Linked DNA regions of Homo sapiens: region 2 is linked to region 1. A link is an interaction called in ENCODE POLR2A ChIA-PET data of the cell type or tissue named here. Cell type or tissue: B cell. All regions are shown on one strand. Links, peaks and the distances in the headings refer to the core of each region. The heading gives the core; the rest is flanking DNA. Region 1 overlaps TPM4 (tropomyosin 4). Region 2 holds the start of LINC00661 (long intergenic non-protein coding RNA 661).

What was found. Peaks named below come from ENCODE experiments on the same cell type or tissue, not always from the same donor. Only the 100,000 strongest peaks of a DNase experiment are listed, where the experiment ranks them.
Region 2: POLR2A ChIA-PET joins it to region 1 with 5 read pairs; 4 of 35 experiments call an interaction of 5 or more read pairs at or near these places.

Annotation. Positions count from the first base shown.
Region 1 is chr19:16,101,639-16,107,015 of GRCh38, reverse strand. TPM4 (tropomyosin 4) reads right to left here. Exons shown (of 8, transcript NM_003290.3): 8 at 4,014-5,377. Among named protein-coding and RNA genes, the nearest start is that of RAB8A, 7.6 kb to the left of the region's middle. In B cell, for the core only: no CTCF peak of the experiment used is centred there; a DNase peak (open chromatin) is centred at 2,095; H3K4me3 peaks cover 596 bases; H3K27ac peaks cover 3,115 bases.
Region 2 is chr19:16,010,652-16,016,028 of GRCh38, reverse strand. It overlaps LINC00661 (long intergenic non-protein coding RNA 661), which reads right to left and starts at 395. Exons shown (of 9, transcript NR_026828.1): 1 at 240-395. LOC105372291 (a long non-coding RNA gene) reads left to right here and starts at 973. Exons shown (of 2, transcript XR_936355.1): 1 at 973-1,058; 2 at 1,644-1,893. In B cell, for the core only: no CTCF peak of the experiment used is centred there; no DNase peak of the experiment used is centred there.

The sequences.
Region 1 (5,377 bases), core at 202-5,201:
CCACTGCACTCCAGCCTGGGTGACAGAGCAAGACTCTGTCTCAAAAATAAAAAATAAAAAAACAAATAGCTCTTGAATTGCATTCTTCCATTTCCATTGCCACAGTGGAATCATTACATTTCTCCACTGGTCTCCCTGACCATTTTCTCTAACCCAGATTCCACCCTGCAGTGTGCTTATTCTAAAATACTTTAGGCTGGGCACGGTGGCTCATGCCTGTAATCCCAGCACTTGGGGAGGCTGAGGCAACCAGGTTACTTGAGGTCTGGCATTTCAGACCAGCCTGGGCAACATGGCGAAACCCTGTCTCTATTAAAAATACAAAAATTAGCTGGGTACACATCTGTCGTCCCAGCTACTCGGGAGGTGGAGATGGGAGGATTGCTTGAGCCCAGGAGGTCGAGGCTGCTGTGAGCCATGATCACGCCACTGCCCTCCAGCCTGGGTGACAAGAGTGGAATCCTGTCTCAAAAAGCAAAACAAACAAACAAACAAACAAAAAAACCACTTCCTTTAATAGCCATCTGTGGTCTCTGGGCAGGATAAAGTCCAAAATCTTCCTCTTAGCGTTTGAAATCCCTCACAGTCTGGTTCTGACCTCATGCTGTGTTCCAGCCATACTTCATGGCATTGGGAACTCCCCAAAAGTTGGGACAGGTCCGTTGAACACAGTGAAGTGTGAAGTGCTGAGGCCATAAGCATGACTAAAACAGCATCCCGAGATGAGATTACAACCCAAGTGGGGAGGGAGGAGGGAGAAACAGACACACAAAGGAGGAACTGTGGTCAAATCATGGCAGGGCCTTTATTGGAGGGTGTGACTTTATTCATTCACATTCTCTGCACCAACCATCTGAATCAGCCCAGTGCCCATTAAAGGTTGGATTGGCCTAAAGGAAATGCTTTAATTGTATACTTTTATTATAACTACATTTTCGGTTATTTATTTTATTTATTTATTTAAAGACAGAGTCTGTCACTCAGGCTGGATTGCAGTGGCGCGATCTCAGCTCACTGCAGCTTCCACCTCCCAGGTTCAAATGATTCTCCTGCCTCAGCCTCCTGAGTAGCTGATTATAGGCACCCACTACCACACTCAGCTAATTTTTATATTTTTAGTGGAGACGGGGTTTCACCATGTTGGCCAGGCTGGTCTCAAACTCCTGAATTCAAGTGATCTGCCCACCTCGGCCTCCCAAAATGTTGGGATTACAGATGTCAGCCACCGTGCTCAGCCAGTTATTTATTTTTTATTAATTTATTTTTGGAGAATGGGATCTCGCTATATTGCCCAAGCAGGTCTTGAACCCCTGGCTGGGCTCGTTATCCTCCCCTGTCTCTGCCTGCTGTTTTTTTTGAGACAGAGTTTTGCTCTTGTTGCCAAGGCTGGAGTGCAGTGGCAGGATCTCAGCTCACGGCAACCTCCGCCTCCCAGGTTCAAGCGATTCTCCTGCCTCAGCCTCCCGAGTAGCTGGGATCACAGGCATGCGCCACCACACCTGGCTAATTTTGTATTTTTGGTAGAGATGGGGTTTCTCCATATTGGTCAGGCTGGTCTCGAACTCCCAACCTCAGATGATCCGCCCGCCTTGGCCTCCCAAAGGGCTGGGATTACAAGCGTGAGCCACCGTGCCCGGCCTGTTATTTTATTTTTGAGACAGAGTCTTGATCTGTTGCCCAAGCTGGAGTGCAGTGGCGCAATCTTGGTTCACTGCCACCTCTGCCTCTTGGGTTCAAGCAATTCTCCTGTCTCAGCCTCCCAAGTAGCTGGGATTACAGACGTGTGCCACCACGCCTGGCTAATTTTTGTATTTTTAGTAGAGACAGGGTTTCACCATGTCGGCCAGGGTGGTCTCCAACTCCTGACCTCAGGTGATCTGCCTGTCTGTGACCTCAGATGATCTGCCCACCTTGGCTTCCCAAAGTGCTGGGATTACAAGTGTGAGCCACAGCGCCCGGCTTGTTATTTTTTCGATAACAGAAAGTTGTCTGCAGACTCCATTAATGTTTTAAAGGCTTTCATTTCTCTTTCTGATTCACTGCCTCCCCTCCTCAAAAGAAGATCTTGAGGCAAAATATCAAAATTCAGGTAGTGAAACTGTAGTGGTCTTTGACATTCTGTTCTAAGTTCTCTGCCATCCAGCGAGCTAAATTTTAAGATTACTTCCTTCGAATCACTTCTTCCCTCGTATTCCATGGCAACCTGTACTGGATTATTGAAACCTTTTCCTAACTGGGCTTCCTGCCTTAGTCCACCCCAATGCTAGACCTTCTTGAAGATGAATGCTAAGTGGATTTTCCTAATGTATTGCTTGACTTGTTTCCTCCAGTCTTTTTTTTTTTTTTTAGGTGGAGTCTTGCTCTGTGGCCCAGTCTGGAGTGCAGTGGTGTGATCTTGGCTCACTGCAACCTCCGCCTCCTGGGTTCAAGCGATTCTCCTGCCTCAGCCTCCCGAGTAGCTGGGATTACAGGTGCGTGCCACCATGCCCGGTTAATTTTTTGTATTTTTAGTAGAGATGGGGTTTCACCCTGTTAGCCAGGATGGTCTCAATCTCCTGACCTCGTGATCTGCCCATCTCGGCCTCTCAAAGTGCTGGGATTACAGGTGGGAGCCACTGCACCTGGCCTCTTCCAGTCTTTTTAGTCTTTATTTTTTATTTTTGGAGACAAGAGTCTTGCTCTGTTGCCTAGGCTGAAGGGCAGTGGCATGATCTCAGCTCACTGCAACCTCTACCTCCTGGGTTCAAGTGATTCTCCTGCCTCAGCCTCCTGAGTAGCTGGGATTACAGGTGTGCACCCGCTAATTTTTGTATTTTTAGTAGAGACGGGGTTTCACCATGTTGCCCAGGCCAGTCTTGAACTCCTGAGCTCAAATGATCCACCTGCCTCAGCCTCCCAAAGTGCTGGGATTACAGGTGTGCACCCAGCTAATTTTTGTATTTTTAGTAGAAACGGGGTTTCACCATGTTGCCCAGGCCAGTCTTGAACTCCTGAGCTCAAATGATCCACCTGCCTCAGCCTCCCAAAGTGCTGGGATTACAGGTGTGAGCCACCGCACCTGGCCTCCTCTAGTCTTTAGTGGCTCTCCACTCCTGACTAAATTAAGTTCAGGCTGTCATCAGTGTGGGCTCAGCCTACCTTCCAGCTTTTCTGCTTCTGCTTTGCTTTATTTATTTACTTATTTTGAGACAGGGTCTTGCTCAGAGACGGTCCCCCAGGCTGGAGTGCACAGGCCAATCATAGCTCACTGCATCCTCTGCCTCCTGGGCTCAAGCGATCCTTCTTCCTCAGCCTCTCGAGTAGCTGGGACTTATAGGCATGTGCCACCACACCCCACTAGTTTGTGTGTGTGTGTTTGAGACAGAGTCCCGCTCTGTCACCGGGGCTGGAGTGCAGTGGCGTGATCTCGGCTCACTGCAACCTCCGCCTCCCGGGTAGCTGGGATTATAGGTGTGCACCACCATGCCCAGCTCATTTTTGTGTTTTTAGTAGAGATGGGGTTTCACAATGTTGGCCAGGCTGGTCCTGAACTCCTGGCCCTAAGCGGTCCGCCAGCCTCGGCCTCCCAAAGTGCTGGGATTACAGGTGTAATTTGGCCACTGTACCTGGCCAAATTTTTGTTATTGTTTGTAGACGGGGTCTCACTATGGTGCCCATGCTGGTCTGCTTTCCTTTGTATGTGTAACTCAGCCTTAGCTAGGCAGATCTTCCTAACTCAGGCAACAGAGATGATTTTCCCTGCTTTTATCTCTTAAAATCCTACTCATTCTTCACAGCCTGGCTTAGGCAGCGTAGGGGATAAGGAAGGCCAGGAGTTTTCGAGTGACCGAGGCTGAGTGCTCTCGCCTGCAATGAGACTGTAATATCCTTGTATCATGAAGTCACAGTATAAAGCAAATAGATAACCTTGTCTACATTCTTGGCTCTGGTTATTTTCCCTTTCCATCCCTTTAACATTTGTTGAACCAAAATGCTCTGTGTACCCCCACACATTCTAAAATTCACGCAAATTGTAGTTTATGTAAAAATTTATTTGACCAAAATGTAGAAAAAGTGATACTATTACATATGATACAGTTGCAAGAATCTAAAGTGTGGATTTTATTCCATTGCACAATTTGCTAGTGTATTTCCTGGGTAGTGTGGTGCTGAATAAATAGGAGTAGGGTGGTGGGGTGGGGTGGGTAAGGGATTCAGATAAGCCAGAAGCAGGGTGATTTTTAGTTGGAATTGTAAACTTTAGTCAGCCCCCACACGCTGCTGGGGAATGTGGAATGTTCTAGCTCTGAGATGTTAACTGAGAAAAGAGAAGTCAAACAAAGCCGATACGTGCAGCCCTGTCTACAGAATCCTTCATTATCCAGTTTAATCAGGAGTTTCTTGGTCTTTTATTAACTTGGTCCCAAAGAAGGAATTCAAGTCCTAGATAAGTAAATCCTCAATTTGCTGTTCCCTGAAGTATGGAAATGAAGTTGGGCCAGTTTTTAATCTCTGCTGCCAGAGAGGCCCTTTCTGCTAATAGATAAAAACTCTTTTGCTCAACTTAGTAATGACTTGTGGTCTTTTGGATATGGCTGACCTGAATTGGACTGAACTCCACCATATTCCTGCTGAGTGGGTCATTACTGGAATGAGACATTTGCTCTTCAGAGAACAACTTTATTTTTATTTTTTCTTGAGATGGAGTCTCACTCTGTCGACCAGGCTGGAGCGCTGTGGTGCGATATCGGCTCACTGCAGTCTCCACTTCCTGGGTTCAAGCGATCCTCCTGCCTCAGCCTCCCGAGTAGCTGGGACTACAGGCAGGCGTCACCATAATTTTTGTATTTTTAGTAGAGACATGGTTTCGCCATGTTGGCTGGGCTGGTCTCGAACTCCTGACCTCAAGTGATCTGTCCTGGCCTCCCAAAGTGTTGGGATTACAGGCGAAAGCCAACGCTCCCGGCCAGGGAACAACTTTAGAATGAAGGAAATATGCAAAAGAACATCACATCAAGGATCAATTAATTACCATCTATTAATTACTATATGTGGGTAATTATGACTATTTCCCAAGCATTCTACGTTGACTGCTTGAGAAGATGTTTGTCCTGCATGGTGGAGAGTGGAGAAGGGCCAGGATTCTTAGGTTGATCTATCTGTGGGTTATGACTTCCCACAATAGCCACCCCCGGCCCCCACCAGTCCTTTTATTGGCTCTGGATGGAAAATCCCTACCCATGTGATGGTCCCTGGTCTCTCCTATAGTTTGACCAACAGTTGACCCAAAAGGTTATGGTCTTCAGCGTTTTAATTATATCCACGACTAGATACTGGGGTCTGTATTCTTCAAAGTGTGGGGCTGCCTATTCTCCCAGGAACCAAATGGCCTCCGTCT
Region 2 (5,377 bases), core at 286-5,285, 91 kb after region 1:
GCCAACCAGGCCCCGGACGCTGGACTCCACTGACCATGTCCCAGCTACTGGACCCCCACTGACCAGGCCCCAACAACTGCTGGACTGCACTGATCAAGCCCAAACTGCCAGACCCCACTGACTGGGCCCCAACTCCTAGACCCCTCCTGACTGAGCCCCAACTGCCAGACCCTTGCCAACCAGGCCTCTTCTTATGAGACCCCTGCTGACCAGACCCCAACTGCTGGGCCCCTGCTTACCAGGCCCCCACATCCACACCTCACTGACTAGGCCTCACTGCTCTGATCCCCGCCGATCAGGCCCCAAATGCCGGGCCCAGATGACCAGGCCTCAACTGCTAGACGGCCCACCAACCAGGCCTCAGCTCCTGGACCCCTGTTGACCAGGCCCCAACTGCCAGACCCCAATGACCAGGCCCCAACTGCCAGAGCCCTGCTGACCAGGTTCCAACTGCTGGATCCCCTTTGACCAGGCCCCAACTGTTGGACCCCCGACAACCAGGTCCCAACTGCCTGATTCCGCCAACCAGGCCCCAACTGGTAGACCCCTGCTGACCAGGTCCCAACTGCGAGACCCATGCAGATGAAGGCCCAGCGTCCAGACCTCACTGCCTAGACCGCACTGATCTGATCCTCACTGACCAGGCCCCAACCGCCAGACCCCACCTACCAGGTCCCAGCTGCTGCATCCCTGCCAAATAACCCCCAGCTGCCGTATCCCCTCTGACCAGGCCCCAACTGCTGGACCCCCTCCAAACAGGCCCCAACTATAAGACCCCGCTGACCAGGCCCCAACTGCCAGACCCCCATGGACGAGGCTGCAACTGCCAGATCTCTGCTCACCAGGCCCCAACTGTGGGACCCCCGCTGGCCAGACCCCAACCATGAGACCCTCGCCAAACACGCCCCAACTACTGGACTCTTGCTGGCCAGGCCCCAACCCCCAGGGCCTAGTCAGTCAGTGAGACCTGACTAGGTCTCACTGATCAGATCCCCGCTGACCTTGCCCCAGCTGCAGACCCCTATTGACTGTGGGCGGAGGATTACCCAGGTGCCGAGGTGAGAGACTGAAGACACAAACTGTTTCAGTATAATAAAGAAAATAGTTAGAATAAGAATAGTCATAATACAAATTAGATATAGAGATGATCATGGACAATTATCAATCATTATTATAAACATTATTAATCATTAGCTTTTAATATTACTCTTTGTTGCGTTACTAACATAACCTAGGAATAACTGGCGGGTAGAGGGTCAGGTGCTGAAGGGACATTGTTAGAAGTGACCTAGAAGGCAAGAGGTGAGCCCTCTGTCAACGCGTGCATAAGGGCAGCTTGAGGGCTCCTTGGTCAAGCGGTAACGCCAGTGTCTGGGAAGGCGCCCGTTACTTAGCAGACTGCGAAAGGGAGTCTCCTTTCCTTGGAGGAGTCAGGGAACACTGCTCCACCAGCTTCTTGTGGAAGGCTGGATATTATCTAGGCCTGCCGCAGTCATCCGGAGGCCTAAACCCCTCCTTGTGGTGCTGTGCTCCAATGGTCACTTTCATGTTCCTCCCGTACTCCTGGTTCCTCTTTGAAATTTGTAGTAGATAGCGGTAGAAGGAATAGTGAAAGTCTTACAGTCTTTGATCTTTCTTGTAAGTGCATAGAAGAAAACGCTGACGTATGCTGCCTTCTCTCTCTCTGCTTCGGCTACCTAAGAGGGAAGGGCCCCCTGTGCTGTGATCACGTGACTTGCTTCACCTTGTCAATCACTTAGAAGATTCACCCTCCTGACCCTACGCCCCTTGTCTTGTATGCAATAAATATCAGTGTGCCCAGCCATTCAGGGCCACTACTGGTCTCCGCGTCTTGATGGTAGTGGTCCCTCGGGCCCAGCTGTTTTCTCTTTATCTCTTGGTCTTGTGTCTTTATTTCTTACGCTCTCTCGTCTCTGCACACGGGGAGAACACCCGCTAAGTCCCGTAGGGCTGGACCCTCCAATCAACCAGGTCCCAACTGCTGGACCCCACTGACCAGGCCCCAGGAACTGCCGGCCGCCTGCTGACCAGGCCCCACTGGTCCGATCCCCACTGAGCAGTCCCCTGCTGATCAAACCCCACTGACCAGATTTTCCATGACCTGACCCTCATTGAATGGATCCCGTTAAGCCGACCACAATGACCATGTCCTCACTGACCAACACCCCCGTGAGTAGGCCCCCCCACTGACTAGGCTTCTGATGACCAGGCCCACACTGCCAGGGCCCCACTGACCAGACCACATGACATGGCCCCACAGACCAGGCCCCACTGACCCAAACCACTGACTGGTCCCAACTGGCCAGGAGCTCAATGACAAGGTCACTGCCAACAGTGCCCCTTACAACCAGGCCTCCACTGACCAGGGCCCCACTGAGTAGGCCCCACTGGGGAGTCCTTCGGTGGCACCGCATTAGCTGACCACACCCCTGACAACCAGGTCTCTGCTGACATGGTCCCCACAGAACACGTCCCCATTGACCAGGTCCCAAATAACCAAATCCCATGGACCGGGATCTGCTGACTAGGCCACACTGACATGCTTCCAATGGTGAGACCTTCGCTGACTGAGCAGGACCACACCGCCAGGCCTCAGCTGACTAGACCACAATGACGAGGTTTCCACTGACCAGGTGCTAACCGCCCAACCCCTACTAACGAGGCTCTACTTTTCAGATCCCGCTGACCAGACCCCCAGTGACCAGGCCCCTACTGAACAAAATACCACTCCCTACACCCCCACTGACTAGGTTTTTTGTTGTTTGTTTTTGAGATGGAGGCTGCCTCTGTCACCCATGTTGGAGTACAGTGGTGTGATCTTGGCTCACTGCAACCTCCACTTCCTGATTAGGTTCAAGTGATTCTCCTGCCTCAGCCTCCCGAGTAGCTGGGACGACAGGCACATGCCACCACGCCTGGCTATTTTTTGTATTCTTAGTAGAGGTGGGGTTTCACCATGTTGGCCAGACTGGTGTCAAACTCCTGACCTCAGGTGATCTACCCACCTCGGCCTCCCAAAGTGCTGGAATTACAGGCATATTCCACCATAACTGGCTAATTTTTGCATTCTTAGTAGAGGTGGGGTTTCACCATGTTGGCCAGACTGGTGTCAAACTCCTGACCTCAGGTGATCTATCCACCTTGGCCTCCCAAAGTGTTGGAATTACAGGCATGAGCCACCGTGCCTGGCCCACTGACTAGATTTTTACAGATAAGGCCCATACTGAGCAGACCCCAGTGACCAATTCCTCACCGAGCAAAACCCCACTGACTTAGATCCTGCTGACCGGGCTTCCCCCTCACTGACAAGACTCTGGCTGACCAGGTCACCACAGACAAGGCCCGCAATGACTATGTCCCATTGACTGGGCTTTTGATGACCAGGCCCCCATGGACCACAAAAGTGAATGACCAAGGCAAAGTCTCAAATCATCCAAGTTTATTGAGCCAGTGTGAGGACCCGCCAGGGAAAATGTGGGTCACAGAAGCACCTGTGGCTGTTATAGATATACGTGTCCCTGTGATAAATCAAGCAGCTGACCAACCATTACCTCTCCCTTCCTGCTCTTTCCATCTATTAAATACGAAGGGCTGTAGAAGCTCAGGGCCTTTGCTCACTAGAAGCGAGGAGCCCCCTGATCCTTCTTTCAAAACAGATCTTTTTGTCTTTGTCTTTATTTCTGCATCCGTCCCCCTTCATTCACTCCCAAACTGACAGCGCTACTTCATGTAGTATGATTTTATTGTACTAAATTAGTCAAATATGTCTCTCATGGACTTCAGGAGATCTAATATAAAAAATAATGAGGTCACAAAGACTGAATTTAGAAGTTGATTTTGGAAAGTTAGTCAAATATCGAAAGTCTATGACACTTAATATCACAAAATAGGATCATAGGTGATTGTCTAAAGTCATTCATTTAGCCAAAGTAGTAACTCAGACACTTCAAAAAAATGCAAAGACCTTAAATTATTATTTTTTGAGAGAGGAGACTTACTTTCCTAAATAATAAGCCCTAATAAGGGACAAGGTATGGGGCCAGTTTCTCAATCTTATAAACAAGCTTCAATCATCTTGACCATAAGATATAATTTATATAAGCCAGATGCTGGTCTTGCTTCAGTGTGCCTTTAACATTAATGTTTAAGTTATAGAGAAACTCTGAACTAATTTCATCTCTCAAAATTGGCCCTTACAATCTTGCATGCTCACCTTTTCCATGATAGTCCCTGGGTCTAGAGGGGTTCAATAATAATAGTTTTAATTTCTGGCCTTGTGTCTCACGAACACAGTTTATTTTGATTGTAATCTTCTCTAGGGTCCAAAAATGAGGCTTTAACTGCTGTCAGTGTTTAAAATTTTGCAGGTCTTGGTGTCCTTTTTAGACCCAGGAGTCAAAGTCCTGTAACTTAAGAGCACAAGGACTTTAAAAGTAATGCCGAAAGTTACATTAATGTCATAATCTTAATTTTTTACAATCTCAGTTTTCTTAGGAAAATCAATAATAACAATAACATAGGAATTATTTTGATAAGATGAAACATTTGCTTGTTACATCAGTTACCAAAAGGCAAAAAAAAAAAAAAAAAGACCTTTTGGCCGGGCGCAGTGGCTCATGCCTGTAATCCCAGCACTTTGGGAGGCCGAGGTAGGTGGATCACGAGGTCAGGAGATCGAGACCATCCTGACTAACACGGTGAAACCCCGTCTCTACTAAAAATACAAAAAAATTAGCGGGGTGAGATGGCGGGCGCCTGTAGTCCCAGCTACTCGAGAGGCTGAGACAGGATAATGGCGTGAACCCGGGAGGCAGGGCTTGCAGTGAGCTGAGATCACGCCACTGCACTCCAGCCTGGGCGACAGAGCAAGACTCCATCTCAAAAAAAAAAAAAAAAAAAAAAAAAAAAGACCGTCTGCAGTGTGATTGCTTTTCTCCATGGGGAGTCCATTTAGATAAGCTGCAAGTCAAATCTAATGAAAATTGTACTGATTTAGACACAGAGTGTGTCCCGAGTCATAAGTGAGTTTTTAATTTCATAGACGAATTTAAAGCCAAGAGCACAAGAATGTTATATTAGATGAAAACATTTCCTTTAGACTTTAAGACAAAACATTTCTGACATCAGGCCACATCAGTTAGAATGTGATGAAAAACAGTTACAGAGGCCGATGAAAAGTTGAAAGAGACAGTTACTATCTCAGAACTTCTTGAAGGGGAGAGAAAGCTGAATACAGCAAGAGATGCAATAAAAGTTGAACTTTTGGGTTAAAAATTAAAACTTTTTATAATTTTATTAAGAGTAAATCAATACTGTAAGAAAATTTACTCGTTCTAACCAATTCTTTAGGGTTTTT